Regions from separate parts of the Homo sapiens genome. Here region 1 is linked to region 2. A link is an interaction called in ENCODE POLR2A ChIA-PET data of the cell type or tissue named here. Cell type or tissue: Panc1. All regions are shown on one strand. Region 1 overlaps NDC80 (NDC80 kinetochore complex component). Region 2 overlaps SMCHD1 (structural maintenance of chromosomes flexible hinge domain containing 1).

Region 1 (8,000 bases), 110 kb before region 2:
GTTGTCATAGGTATTTTCCAATAATTTTCCATTACAAAACGTTTGGTGGTTCATAAAAATTATTGTAGTTTCTTACAGAAAATGGTTATGCACATAATGTGTCCATGAAATCTCTACAAGCTCCCTCTGTTAAAGACTTCCTGAAGATCTTCACATTTCTTTATGGCTTCCTGTGCCCCTCATACGAACTTCCTGACACAAAGTTTGAAGAAGAGGTTCCAAGAATCTTTAAAGACCTTGGGTATGTATATTTCTTATTAGTTTAGAGACATGACTGGCACACAGAGATGAAACAAATTAAATCAATTTGTAAAAAGTTTGAGTTACAGAAATAATATGTTTTAAGATGACCACTGTGGGCAATATATGTAGGATAAATTGAAGAGAAAAAAAGCAACTGCTTACAAAAAAACAAATAAAAATTGCTAGTGGTAGAAGCAAGAAGGATTAACAAATTGTTAGTAACTGATCAAGTTTGATGATGGGTACAGACGGATAAAATCCACTTTTCTTTGTTTAAAAAAAAACTACTCGTAGATTATTACAGAGCAACAGAAGACAGAATATAAAGCCCTGAACTGCTGAAGTGACAGAGAATAGAAAAGACAGACTGGATACCACAGATTTTACAGAAGCCAAAAACAAAAAAAAACAGGATTCACGCCTGGTGAAAACAGAGTGTGATGAAATTGAAAGTGGGAAGAATGGATTTGGAGGTGTACATACATGTCATTTATTGGGGGTATATTGAATTTGAGGGAACAAAAGATGTTTTGGGAGAGTAGTCCAGCATATTGGTTGTATAGGTCAAGTTCTGCAGCTTCGGGGATAGATGTACAAAGTAATCTACAGAGAAATACACAGAGATAAGATGACTAAGGATAGAATCCTAACATATCTTACCTCTAAACAAGTCAAGACTGAGTGTGTATGTGGAATTTTTTAAATGTAACTTCTTGATTAACCATTATCTTTACTAAATTATAATAACATTAAATTAGCTTATGTTTTTCTGATTTCTCATAGGTATCCTTTTGCACTATCCAAAAGCTCCATGTACACAGTGGGGGCTCCTCATACATGGCCTCACATTGTGGCAGCCTTAGTTTGGCTAATAGACTGCATCAAGGTATTTGATTTGTTCTTTTGAAATGTATACATGGGAAAGGGTTTTTTTCCTCAAAAAAAATATTTTCTCTCCCAGTCTTTTGACAGTATTCTCAAAGTCTGCTTCAGAGTTTTCATTTTTCAAAGCACATTTGATTTTAAGTTTTTCAAACTATTATCACAAGGTAAAAGGAAGAAAGTACCAATTGATAAGGAGATTATTTATTATCATGAGGTTTTACAACTCAAAAAAATGAGTCAATAGGAAATTCATTTTTTATTTTCCCTCATGAAATTCGTTTTTACCCTTTTTAATTAAAATCCATATTCACTGCAAGAAGTTTGGAGAATACAGTGATATAACCATAATCTCCAAACTCAGACAATAACATAAAATGTTTCCTTGTGATATTTTGTTTTGTTTTGTTTTTTGTTTTTGAGAGGGAGTCTCGCTGTGTTGCCCAGGCTGGAGTGCGGTGGCATGATCTCAGCTCACTTCAACCTCCGCTTCCCAGGTTCAAGAAATTCTCCTGCCTCAGCCTCCTGAGTAGCTGGGATTACAGGCATGCACCACCATGCCTGGCTAATTTTCTATTTTTAGTAGAGACGGGGTTCCACCATGTTAGCCAGGCTGGTCTCAAACTCCTGACCTCAGGTGATCTGCCCGCCTCAGCCTCCCAAAGTGCTGGGATTACAGGCCTAAGCCACCATGACCGGCCCCTTGTGATATAGTTTAAAAGTGTGTGTTGCTGTGCAAAGTACTATATGTATGTTTTTTAAACTTTTGATACATACCGACAAATTTTTCTCTAGAAAACTTGTACCAATTAAAAGCTCAACAATGTTTGAGCATACCCATTTTTCCAAACTGTTAGCATTGTTGTTTTAAAATCTTTATCAATTTAGGAGGTGAAAAATAGCTTGTTTATATATAAATGTGTGTGTATATGTGTATATGTGTGTATGTATATATATTTAAACAATTTATGTTTTTATATGGTTATTTTTCTTTTAACTTGCTTGTACATGGTTTTTCAGGCAAGTTTTATTTCACCTTTGCTTTTTGCCATGAATTTGAATCTTTATATATTAAACTTACTGATGGTTTTAATAGTTGGCAACACAACAAGCAAAAAAAATTGACAGCTAATTTTTTCTTATTTACATTTTTTGTTTTTAAAGGTGAATTTTTTACATTTATTATAATATCTACTCTTCTGATTTTTTTTTGTGTTGATTTGCAAGGGTGCCATTTTGCAAGTCAAAAATGGTCGAGTCAGAGAAATTAGTTCCTCTCTATATGGTGCAAGCAATTTTTTTCTCTCTCTCTTTTTTTTTTTAATTTCATGTGCTGTTTTATCTGTTCAGAAATGTGAGTTTTTATCTAATTTAATGCAGTCTCTCCTTTTGTAGCTTCTGAGTTTCCTGTCCTACTTAGTGCTAGAATTCCTAAAGCTAATACTGTTCCCCTGACATTGTCTTGGCCATCAGCAAGGCTTTAACTAAATGAAGGCAGGCACTGGGTATATGGATTTTGACCCAGGAGCCATGCTGGTACATACAGTACCACCCATTGTCAAGAGAGTAGAATTCCAATGCCATAGCCCATTAATAAAAATCCAAGTTTCATTGGACTTTATATATAACATTTATGCATTCAATTTGTCTCTCCCCGGTGATGCCCATGGACATTTGATAACTACTTTTTTGGTCTCACCATCAGATTTTTTTTTTTTTTTTTTTTTTTTTTTTTGAGACGAGTCTCACTCTGTCGCCTGGGCTGGAGTGCAGTGGCACAATCTCGGCTCACTGCAACCTCCACCTCCCAGGTTCAAACAGTTCTCTGCCTCAGCCTCCCGAGTAGCTGGGATTATAGGCACCCGCCATCACATCCGGCTAATTTTTTGTATTTTTAGTAGAGATGGGGTTTCACCATCTTGGCCAGGCTGGTCTCAAACTTCTGACCTCGTGATCCGCCCACCTCAGCCTCCCAAAGTGCTGGGATTACAGGCATGAGCCACCACGCCCGGCCCTCCAAGCCCATTATTTAAGTTGGAATCCCCTCCTTTTTATATTGCTTTGCATGATGTGATGTATTAATCCGTGAGAGACTGCAGGTTTCTTTTTCTAATTTTCTTTCTTACTTAACATAAGCCTAGAAATTAAGCCACATTTAGGAAGGCCTTTTTTCCTCCCCAGTGTTTTTTAAAAACAATTTTACAAATTTTCTCGTAGTATTTTGTATGGCTTCTTTGTGCTGTGTTTAAATCTTAATTCATCTCCAATTTATTTTAGTATAAGAAAGAGAAGGCCTTCTTTTTTAAATAATTCACTCATGTATCACAGTCCCATTTATGGAAAAACTGATATTGGTCGGGCACTGTGGCTCATGCCTGTAATCCCAGCACTTTGGGAGGCTGAGGCAGGTAGATCACCCGAGATCAGAAGTTAGAGACCAGCCTGGCCAACATGACAAAACCCCATCTCTACTAAAAATACAAAAATATTAGCCGGGTGTGATGGTGCATGCCGTCCCGGCTACTTGGGAAGCTGAGGCACAAGAATCATTTGAACCCAGGAGGTGGAGGTTGCAGTGAGCCGATATCACACCACTGCACTGCAGCCTAGGCAACAGAGCAAAACTCCATCTCAAAAATAAATAATATTTTCCCCACAGTTTTGAACTGTCACTAGTATGTTCTTAATTAAACCTATTTCTCTGATCTTTTTTTTCTATCCCTGCTTCATGACCATACTAATTCCTGTCACTTTCTAATATATTTTATCTAGAAGATGAACATTCTTACTTCTTTTCACAATGTTAGCTATTGTCGTATCCTCACTCTCTAAATTATTTTTTCAGATTTTAACAAAATCTTGTGATTTTGTTATTATTGACATAACATTGAATTCATGATATATAAGGGGAAATTTCCATCCTGTCAATATTTAATCTTGTCATATGGGAAAGTGTTAAATCTCATTTGTTCATCTTTTTTGTTCCTTCATTAAGATTTTGTTTTTGTTTTTTCGTTCTATGGTGGTTTTTTGTTTGTTTGTTTGTTTGTTTGTTTGTTTGTTTGTTTTGAAACAGAGTCTTGCTTTGTTGCCCAGGCTGGAATGCAGTGGCATGATCTCAGCTCACTACAATCTCCACCTCCCAGGTTCAAGCAATTCTCATGCCTCAGCCTCCCAAGTAGCTAGGATTACAGGTGCCCACCACCACGCCCAGCTAATTTTTGTATTTTCAGTAGAGACAGCGTGTCACCATGTTGGCCAGGCTGATCTTGAACTCCTGACCTAAGGTGATCCACCTGCCTCAGCCTCCCAAAGTGCTGGGATTACAAGTGTGAGCCACCATGCCTGGCCATGTAGTTTTCTTAATATCAAACAACATATTTTTTATCAATGCCATGTGTTTTGTTACTATGATGAACAGACTCTCTTTTTTTAATTCTATTTCCATGGTGATTATTACTAAAAGAGTTTTTTGTGTTTACTACCCTTATTGAATTGCTTTATTACAACTACTGTTCTCAGTTGATTTCTATTACTAACCACTGTTTTTAAATTAAATATTTTTCATTGTATCGTTTAGTATGATATATTCAGTAGAAGATAATGTTTTGCATGTTGAAGTTTATTCACTTTTATCAAAGAATGATCTTTGAAGGTTATCCTATGCTTTTGCAGGATGTATTGAGATTATTCTTGTTATCTTGACCTATTGATCTAATATGTTGATTTCCTAATGACCTCTATTTGTTCATTGTTTATTATTCATTTGTTATGCTCCTAAATTGTTTGTTCATGCTTTGTAAATAAACTTTGATTTCCTATTTCACTATGCCTCCTTGCACAGAACTTGGCACATAATCAGTCCTTATTACAGTGTCTAAGTGATAATAATTTAGCTAAAGTTACTAAGTCTTCTCTACTAAGGACCATAAATAGGAGGGTTGCATACACTTCAGGAGCGTCTTGTTAGCCTTTTGGTTAGTGATCAAAGTGGACTTGGACCTGACTTATCCCAGATCCCTCTGTGTCCTTTTCCTCCTCTGATGTTTCACAATATTAAGAAGTGGTGTTAGAGTGGAAAACGCCACCTTTCAATGAAAACATGATTCAAATCTATACTTTTTATATCTATAATTACAGGTTGAAACTATTTCAACCAGTCTTCCTAGTTCACAATTCTTCAGTCCTTTCAGTAGTCTTTTCTATAGCTCTTGGGGATCTGTATGTCCCTGTGTAAGACTCTCCTTGAATCTTGCAAAGTAGCAAGAGTTTTCATAAGGCCCTTGGCAAGGTGACAGAAGCTGTCTTTACCCTGATGACAAGATATAAGATTCTGTTCCTTATCTTGGGTTCTGCCCTACATGTCTTTCAGACATTATTAAATCTGTGTGTTGGCCGGGCGCAGTAGCTCATGCCTGTAATCCCAACACTTTGGGAGGCCAAGGTGGGTGGATCACCTGAGGTCAGGAGTTCGACACCAGCCTGGCCAATATAGTGAAACCCCGTCTCTACTAAAAATGCAAAAATTAGGCATAGTGACAGGTACCTGTAATCCCAGCTACTCAGGAGGCTGAGGCAGGAGAATCGCTTGAACCCAGGAAGCGGAGGTTGCAGTGAGCCGAGATCTCAGCCACTGCACTCCAGCCTGGGCGACAGAGGGAGACTCCGTCTCAAAAAAAAAAAAAAAAATCTGTCTGCCACCTGAGGCCTTGTCGAAAAAAGACAAGGTAGAAGACCCAGTTGTTAGAGCTCTTCTGCATCCGCCTTAGATAAACAAAGAATCTTCTGAATGCCTTTAGAATAGGAAAGGGGTAGCAGGGCAAACAACTCTAGGCTGAGGACATTGTCTCCCTGAGAAATCCTGTATGCGAAACCCCATTCTTCTTTTATGTACTCCTAACGCATAGTCCTTTTCTTAGAAGTTAGTATTCTTATACTTAGTGTTCATTATACTATTAGATACCTATTGATATCTTGGCCAGGTGCAGTGGCTCATGATGCCTGTTATTCGCTGCATTTTGGGAGGCCAAGGCGGGTGGATCACCTGAGGTCAGGAGTTCGAGACCAGCCTGGCCAACATGGTGAAACCCCGTCTCTACTGAAAATATAAAAATTAGCCAGGCATGGTGGCTCATGCCTGTAATCCCAGGTACTCCAGAGGGGGAGACAGGAGAATCACCTGAACCCAGGAGGCAGAGGTTGCAGTGAGCTGAGATTGCACCACTGCACTCCATCCTGGGTGACAAAGTGAGACTCCGTCTCAAAAAAAAAAAAAAATACATATTTATATCTAGATATCTCTATATCAAGATAATAGATATTAATAGATAATATATTTATATCTAGTATATCTGTGTTTATATCTACATTTTTATATATTTATAGTAATTTCATTTAAATTTTCTATTTTTTCATGTTTTAAATGTTATGTTTTTAAAAGAAGATATAAAAACAGGCATTCCAAAATGGAATTTCTATGCCTTAAAAACCTTTAACTATTTTCCTTTTGGCTTGTCAATTTTAACCATCTGAATGTTTTGCTATAATTTATGTTATCACTTGCAGTTTAAACTATTGTATTTCTAAAGATTTTCTATTGTAAAATTTCATCTAAAGTTCATATTGTACATACTGAAGGAGTTACTCGATTAACATTTGAGCACCAGAATTGAGCTCAAAGAGAAAAATTATTATTGGCTCACCTTTTATGTGGCAATTCTGTTTTGGATTCTTAGTTAAAGTTGCATTAAAATGTGTATATTTGCACTTACTGGGTTAATAACAGCATAAAGGTCAACATTTTTCTCTGTAGAACAGAAGTAAATATAGAGTCCATCCTTTCTAGATCCTGAAGAGTTTAGTTACTAAACAAAAGGGTTTTGAAATTATCGAAAGGATACCTGCAAATTGTTTTATTCGAAAGAAAGTCAAAAGTGTTAATGTTCAATATAATAACCTATCAAAAGAGACTTTTAGTTACACAATAATGTAAATGCTTCTAAAATTGACACTGAAAACAGAATTTGCCAAAAAATGAAAGTTGTGTTTTTCAGATCAACTTGCTTTTCTTGCTTGTGTACTAATTAGATACATACTGCCATGAAAGAAAGCTCACCTTTATTTGATGATGGGCAGCCTTGGGGAGAAGAAACTGAAGATGGAATTATGCATAATAAGGTACCATGTATTATCATAAACTGTAATAATGAATTGCCTTGATATTATTGTGTCACTATTGGATTTAATACAGATGCCCCTCGACTTATGATAGAGTAATAAACCGACTGTAAGGTGAAAATATCATGTCAAAAATGCATTTAATACACTTAACCTGCCAAACGTCATAGCTTGGCCTAGCCTACCTTAAACATTCTCAGAACAATTAAACTAGCTTACAGTTGGGCAAAATTAATCTAACACAAAGCGTATTTTATAATAAAGTATTGAATAGCTCTTGTAATTTATTGAATACTATACTAACAGTGAAAAACAAAAAGGTTGTATGGATACTTGAAGGATGGTTTCTACTCCATTGCTTTTGCACCATCAGAAAGCTGAAAAATCTGAAGTCAAACCATCGTTAAGTCAGGGATTGTCTGTATATTCTTCTGTAGAGTTGTTTTTTTGCTTCCTGAAAACATTATAAATTTGTTTTTTTTAATATTAATGGATCTGTTTGAATCACATTATAATTTCTTAAAAATAACTAGGCACAAAAATTTGAAAATTTTAACTAAGTAAAAAATGGAAGGGGATTGGAATTAAATCATAACATGTTATATGTTATAGACGTAATGTTTCTTTTCCTCCTTTATGTCGTGGAATGAAGATATCAGTATTGGCAACATTATTTTAATGTAATTCTTTGTCAACAC
Region 2 (8,000 bases):
TTTGCATTTCTTAAAAGTTTTCAGCTAAAGCTGATGCATCTGGCCTGGGGACTACACTTTGAGATGCACTGGAGTAGATGTCTTGACACTGATTATTTCACCTTTCAGTTAGGGGTGTTTGCAGGCGTGATCATTTTATTAACACTGAATACAAGTGCAATGAAAGTTTCTTTTGACACTTAACTAGCTTGTTTAAAATCACTGCATTAATGTTTTATTTTAGTGATCATTCAGGATATGTTCGTCCAGTACCAGTGCCACGCAGTTTAAATAGTGATATTTCCTATTTTGGTGTTGGGGGCAAGCAAGCTGTCTTCTTTGTTGGACAATCAGCCAGAGTAAGTAAAAAGATTTCTTATAAATGAAAGTTGATCAAAATATTTTGAAGTTGACTCTGTCTAAATGCATTAACCAGTTTATTAGGAATTTAAAAAGTACTCTTTTTAATATTTAACAGATGATAAGCAAACCTGCAGATTCCCAAGATGTTCACGAGCTTGTGCTTTCTAAAGAAGATTTTGAGAAGAAGGAGAAAAATAAAGAGGCAATATATAGTGGATATATTAGAAACAGAAAGGTACAATACATTTTAACTCATAATTATAAATTTACTCCTTTGGATAGACGGTGGGACAGAACTTAACTTGAAAGTATGAAATTTTCAAAATGAGTTACCCTTTCCTTTAGTCATAATAACAAAAATGGGCTTTCTCAAGCCAAAAATCTTCAGACAAGTTGTCTCATAAAGCTTACTAAGCTTTCTGTAAATTGCTTGTAGGATTGTAAGCTTTTTTCCCTGGTCTGAATTTGGGTTTTAAAATCTTTGTTGTATAATAAAATTATAGAGTAGAAAAACAGTAACAGGGTAATGGACTTTCAGGAAATTGGACCTCTAGAGAAATAAATGAGAGATTGCTCTTACAAGTTTGCATTGAAATTCTTGTGTTCATAAGACAAAATGTTAACAAATTTGAATCTTGGTGGCAAGTAAATGGTATATTTATTGTATATTCCTTCAACTCTTCTTTGTTTGAAACATGATTTTTTTTCTTTTTTTTTTTTTTTGAGATGGAGTCTCACTCTGTCTCCTGGGCTGGAGTGCAGTGGCGCAACCTCAGCTCGCTGCAACCTCCACCTCCCAGGTTCAAGATATTCTCCTGCCTCAGCCTCTCGAGTAGCTGGGATTACAGGTGCCTGCCACCATGCCCTGCTAATTTTTTTTGTAGTTTTGGTAGAGACAGTGTTTCACCATGTTGGCCAGGCTGGTTTTGAACTCCTGACCTCAAGTGATCCGCCTGCCTCAACCTCCCAAAGTGCTAGGATTACAGACGTGAGCCACCGCGCCCAGCCTGAAACATGATTTTTAATCTAAAATCTTTAATATATAAGTTAGTTTACTTACTATTTTAAGAGATGGGGTCTCACTCTGTCCCTCTGGACTAGAGTGTAGTGGTGCTATCACAGTTCACAGCAGCCTCGAACTCCTGGACTCAGGCAGTCTTCCAACCTTGGCCTCCCAAAGTGTTGGGATTACGGGAAAATATTTATTTTAAAGTGATTTTGGGCTGGGCATGGTGGCTCAGTCCTGTAATACCAGTACTTTGGGAAGCTGAGGTGGGAGGATTGCTTGAACTCAGGAGTTTAAGACCAGCCTCTGTAACATAGGAGACCTTGTCTCTACTAAAAAAAAAAAAAAAAAAAAAAAAAGCCGGGTGTGGTGGTGTGCGCCTGTAGTCCCAGCAGCTCAGCAGGCTGAGGTGGGAGGATCACTTGAGCCCAGCTGCAAGTGAGCTATGATCATGCCACTACATTCCAATTTGGGCGATAGAGCAAGACTGTCTCAAAAACAATAAAAAATTTTTAAAAGGTAATTTTGAACTTTTAAAAATTTGGCTTTCTGATTCTAAAACAACTTGTAGGAAACTTTATAGAAAAGCCTAAGGAAGATAAAAATACTCCCAAGTCCTAGAGAAGCCTACTGAAACATTTTGGTGAATTTCCTTCTAATTCAGCTTTTTAAAATATATACTTAATAGTTTTGATCCCACATTTAAAAAATTAACATGTTGAGTATTTCCCCATTATAAAATATTTTGATACACAATGGTTTTTAGTAGCTTTATAACATTTCCTTCAATGAATGTAACATAATTTCATGATTCTGTTGAGCATTTGGCTTATTTAAAGGATTTTACAGTAATTGTAAAGACATTGCGATGAGTATCTTTGCATAACATCTTACCTGAATTACAGATTTTTTTCTTAGGTTAGATTGTTATAATTTTAATAGCTGTGGTAATGAATTTGAACTTTTTTTTTGAGACAGAGTCTCACTCTCTTGCCCAGGCTGGAGTGCAGTGGCATGATCTCAGCTCACTGCAACCTCTGCCTCCCTGGTTGAAGCAATTCCCCTGCTTCAGCCTCCTGAGTAGCTGGGATTACAGGCACATGCCACCACACCTGGCTAATTTTTTTCTTTTTTTTTTTTTTTTTAGTGGAGATGGAGTTTCACCATGTTGGCCAGACTGGTCTCAAACTCCTGACCTCAGGCAGTCCGCCCACCTCGGCCTCCCAAAGTGCTAGGATTACAGGTGTGAGCCACCACGCCCAGCCTGAATTTGAACTTTTTAAATGTTCATGGCATGTATTTCAAAACTGCTTGTCAGAAAGGTTAAACCCAAAGTCACATACACTTCCAACAACTGTATGGAAGCACATTTCTGATCATTTATTTTTCAAAAGAATGAGAAGGGGAGAGGGCAGCAAAATGTTGGCCATTTGATAATTGAAAAAAAAAAAAAAAACCTTTTCTTTCATTAGTTGATGGGTTGGATTTTTTTTTTCCATTTTATTATCCACTTTTATTTTCTCGATAACTTAATATACCCTTTGTGCAGGACATTACTTTCTTTTCTTTGTTTCATTTACTTAACAAATTGCATATTTTGATATTTTTACATAACAGTATTCCATCTTGTCTTAACCACCACAGAGCCCTATAAAATATAATGGTGGAAATATTACTTGCCATGATAAAACTGGTGAAAAATAGGAATTGAGAATTTAGGTGGTTTTCAAAACTGTGTGCATATTACAAAGCTTGTATACAACTGTGTCTCTTGGAGCACCATTTTTCTGCCAGCCTTTTCTGTGTTTTGTGCTTAGTTCTTCCCAACAAACATTTCTTGGGTACCAACAAGTACCTGGTCTGTTTCCTTTTCTGACTAGTCTTTTCCAGCCTATTTTTGTTGGACTTCTATCTCTGATCTGTGAGCAGTTTTCAGAATGTGGGTGGAATTGGTGGTTCTTGTTCTATAGTCAACAGTCTTACCTTTTCTAAAGATGTGTTATTTGCTACTTATGTCAAAAGCTCTCAAATCTGTGTTTCGTGTGAAAACTTTTCTCAATACTGAGACACTGAATCATGCTAGCTTCAGTAAAGGAAACAGACCATCCTGGGCCTTTTAACAGAAAATATTTAATAGAGGGAATTAGATGCTTACCTGATTATTGGAAGGGCCAAAGGAATGAATTATGGGCTAAGCCTTCTAGAATGATGCCAGGAATCTGAAGTTATCCTGGAGGGATGCTGCAACATTTGCTATAATCATTCAGTTAGAGGACCACCACTGGGTCTGGGATTCAGGAACTCGCTGCTGTATCTGTGATCCACGAGTTGGAATGATCTCACTGCCACAATTGCTCCAAAACTGGAAAACAGAGTTTCTGGCCATAACTAGGGCTGCAGTGGCCTTTTGACACTTTAAACCTGAAACCTGGTTACTGATCTTTCAGTGCCTTGTGTGATAACACAAAACTTTTAAAAAACTTCAGGAAATAGCCTCTGCTTCATTTTTGGCATCCACATTTTGGCTGGTACATCTAATTGGTGAAAACTAATTTGCATCCACAATCCAAACAGTATTTTTTTGCCTTCCAACCTCTGCAGCCCAAGAGAGTACAGTAAAAGGTGGTAGGAATGGGTGATGAATACCAACTGATCATATCCAGTACACTCATTTCCAGGTTCAATTAGATGTTCTTTCTTAGGTGTTCGAGGAGTAACTCACTTTTGGTACCTTTGAAGTCAAATATTGGCTGGGCACAGTGGCTCATGCCTGTAATCCTAGCAGTTTGGGAGGCTGCGGAGGGAGAATCTCTTGAGCCCAGGAGTTCAAGACCAGCTGGGCAACATTGAGAGACCATGTCTCTTAAAAGAAAGAGATCAAATATTATCCGTAAACCTTTCTTATTCTCTCCTTCTCCTGTCTTCCTCTCAACTACCCTTTACAATTACTGGCATCCACTAGCCATGCAGTTAAAGTTGGTAATCCTTTTTGTTAATCATTCAGCACATTTAATTTTGTCTTTTATATTATTTTCTTTCATCTATCCTCTCTTCCACCCACTTTCCACTGCTCTAATTCAGCCATCCCGCTTCATCTTTTATCATGTTTATCGTATGTCCTAAAACTACCTTGTTTCCTTTATGCTCTTGAATTCATGTTCTCATTTGTCTGGAATGTTATTATTCAGTCATCTGCTGGGTGACTGTCACCCTCGTTTTACCTCTGTAGCTCTTGGTTCATATCTTCATACATAATAGCATATTGTTTTGTAATCATTTGTTTTTTCATCTCCTACCAGATGGAATTTGTAGAGCACAAAGGCACTGTCTTATTTATCTTGAACCTATCTTTCTCAGGCCCAAGTTGAGGCATAGGACTTACAGAAGATGCTTGATAAATATTTGGATAATGAATTTGCATCGTTAGTAAATTCAGACTAATCTCCTGACTCAAAGTATATGAAATGTTACTTGTATATATTGTAGCTGTGATATTAGCAATTAGTGTATAGAGATGCATTATAATGGTTTTGAAGGGGTATGGTCTTAAGGATTTATTGTTTTTTAAATCAGAAATTTTAGAATTTGATAGACAAATTCTGAAAGAGCTGTAACACTTTTTAATTAAGCAAGTAATCATACATACTTATTTTTAAAAATCAACTTGATTTCCTAGATAGAATAGTTTAGTCTGTTTTTATTTCCACAGTTTTATAATGTATATAGCAACATACACAGTAGATATAGTCTCCTATCACTTAAGGACAGGGATGCATTCTGAGAAATGTGTCATTAGGTTATTTTGTTGCTATGTGAACATCATAGAGTGTACTTATACAAACTTAGATGGCATAGCCTGCTACACACCTAGGCTATATGGTATAGGGTACTGCTCCTAGTCTACAAATTTGTACAGCTTGTTACCCCAGGCAGTTGTAACAGAATGGTAAATATTTGTGTAGCTAAACATAGAAAAGGTACACTAATTTTACAATACTGTATCATCTTATGGGACCACTGCAGTCAATTGTTGACAAAAATGTTATGTGACATATGACTGTATATGAATACACACACAAACGCGCATGCGTGCATACCATGTTTTTTGTTTGTTTGTTTGTTTGTTTGTTTGTTTTTTGAGACATGCTTGTTGCCCAGGCTGGAGTGCAGTGGCGCGATCTTGGCTCACTGCAACCTCAGCCTCCCGGGCTCAAGCGATTCTCCTGCCTCAGCCTCCCTAGTAGCTGGGTTTATAGGCGTGTACCACCACGCCTGGCTACTTTTGTATTTTAAGTAGAGATGGGGTTTCGGCTTGTTGGCCAGGCTGATCTTAAACTCCTGACCTCAGGTGATCTGCCCGCCTCAACCTCCCAAAGTGCTGGGATTACGGGAGTGAGCTACCACGCCCGGCCTGCAATTTTTTAAAACATAGATTCATACTACAGATGGAGAAGTTTGTAATTTTATCCTCAAATTCCCCTACTAACTCCCTTCCATAAGTTTTAGATATTCTCTGAAAGTGGGTTGGTGTCCAGGATGATTTTACTTTTAAGCACTATGTGTTTGGGCTTAGCTAGCTGGGTCCAGCCTGCCCTGTAGTTTTCTTGAACATGGAGGGCTGGGCATTGGTCCTGACCAAGTTAAGTGGTAGGTCTCCCAAGCAAGCGTTCATTCTACCCTAGGGGTAAGTGTCCTCAATTTTTTAAGGCATTTTAAAACTCAGTATTTGTCTTTACCTTTTCGTTTATGATTCTAAAATCGGTTTAGCATTATAAGATAGGGTGCTCTTTATGCATGCTAGTTTAGCAGTCTGTGTGAAAGTTCCCTTGTCTTCACAGTGTTGTCACATACTCAGCCAGTTTGTTGTATTGGGCCAGTTTCCTCCAAAGCTTTTCTGAAACCTATTTGTGAAACTCCAAGTAAATCACATTAAAATTTGATGCAATAGCTATTTGTATAATTATAATTTAGATGATTTAATCTGTTGTATTTCTGTTCACTCTTGTAGCCCTCTGATTCTGTTCACATTACAAATGATGATGAAAGATTTCTACATCATCTTATCATAGAGGAGAAGGAAAAAGATAGCTTTACTGCTGTGGTTATCACAGGGGTACAACCAGAACACATACAGTACTTGAAAAATTATTTCCACCTTTGGACACGACAGTTAGCGTAAGTAATTATATTTGGCTTAGGAAATGTTGCTACTTAACTTTTTTAAGGCAGAAAACATTACAGATATATTGAAGCCTCTTTGGTATCCGTTTTGCTCCTGTCTCATTTTCTTCCCTTTAGTATTATCCAGTACTCTGATATTGGTGTTAAAACAGCTCTCTATTCATTTATTCTGTAAATATTTATAGATCACCTCTAGTGTACTGAGCATTATTTGAGGCACAGGATTTTGACAATATTATAAAATTAAAAAAGAACTTCACAGTTTGTCAGATTGAGCACTATATCACTTCCATGACCCCGTTTTGTGCTTCTTTTCCATAGGACCTGTCGTAATCTTCCATACCATATATATTTATTTTTGTTGTTAAATTCACTGCTGTATCTCCAATGTCTTCTAGAAGAATACTTGCTACATGGTAGATGCTCAAATGTTTATCAAGTGAATGAATGCATCAAGCCTATTAAAATAAAAAATATACGTACATATGTGCCTATATGACATTAGTACTGAAAATAATCATTGTGTTTTTATTCCAGTAACACTTGTAGGGACTCTATATTCCATTAGACCAAATCAGAGGAATAGTTATTTAATGGCTCTAAAAAAAAATTTTTTTTTTTTTTTTTGAGACGGAGTTTCACTCTTGTTGCCCAGGCTGGAGTGCAATGGCGCACTCTTGGCTCACTGCAACCACCACCTCCTGGGTTCAAGTGATTCTCCTGCCTCAGCCTCCCGAGTAGCTGGGATTACAGGCGCGTGCCACCACACTCAACTAATTTTTGTATTTTTAGTAGAGACAGGTTTTTGCCGTGTTGGCCAGGCTGGTCTTGAACTCCTGACCTCAGGTGATCCACCCACCTCAGCCTCCCAAAGTACTGGGATTACAGGCGTGAGCCATCGCGCCCGGCCTAAAATTTTTTTTTTATAGCTATGTGATACATACGATTTACTGTATTGTTTCCCTAATTTGCATTAGTATGAATTACTGAGACTTGCAAAATGGGTACATCTGCTCAAAATTCATATTTTAAAAATGTATCTTTTTACATTTACCCAAAAGGCTATTGTTCTTGAGAGTCTCAATTTTATACGTAATTATACGCTAAGAGAATTTTAAAATTTTTTTATGGGAAAATAAATTTGGTTTTAGGAATACCTTTTTTCTTGTTGAAGTTGTTTATTATCCCTGTTACCCAAGGTATTTAAGTAGGACTTTGCAGTTTTCTTCAAGTACATATTTTATTAGCTATTTTATAGTTTATTGAAGGAACTCAGTGTACATTAACACATAATTTAAATATACTCTTGCTCTAATGAAGGATTATGAAGAAATATTGCAAATTTCTATTTCACGAATAAAGACGTGGTATTTTATAATCCTGAACAATGTTACCAAAATATAATCTTTTTTAACCTTTTCTGAAAAAATAAAGAGGTGTTATTTCCAAAATGTTGGTTTTCAGTGAGATG

The links. ChIA-PET counts read pairs that join two places held together with the same protein. Peaks named below come from ENCODE experiments on the same cell type or tissue, not always from the same donor. Only the 100,000 strongest peaks of a DNase experiment are listed, where the experiment ranks them.
Region 1: POLR2A ChIA-PET joins it to region 2 with 27 read pairs; 8 of 35 experiments call an interaction of 5 or more read pairs at or near these places.

What each region holds. Positions count from the first base shown.
Region 1 is chr18:2,577,901-2,585,900 of GRCh38, forward strand. It overlaps NDC80 (NDC80 kinetochore complex component), which reads left to right. Exons shown (of 17, transcript NM_006101.3): 5 at 69-241; 6 at 1,027-1,129; 7 at 7,213-7,302. Among named protein-coding and RNA genes, the nearest start is that of NDC80, 10 kb to the left of the region's middle. In Panc1, no CTCF peak of the experiment used is centred here; no DNase peak of the experiment used is centred here.
Region 2 is chr18:2,688,171-2,696,170 of GRCh38, forward strand. SMCHD1 (structural maintenance of chromosomes flexible hinge domain containing 1) reads left to right here. Exons shown (of 48, transcript NM_015295.3): 6 at 224-338; 7 at 458-577; 8 at 6,357-6,523. Among named protein-coding and RNA genes, the nearest start is that of SMCHD1, 36 kb to the left of the region's middle. In Panc1, no CTCF peak of the experiment used is centred here; a DNase peak (open chromatin) is centred at 4,530.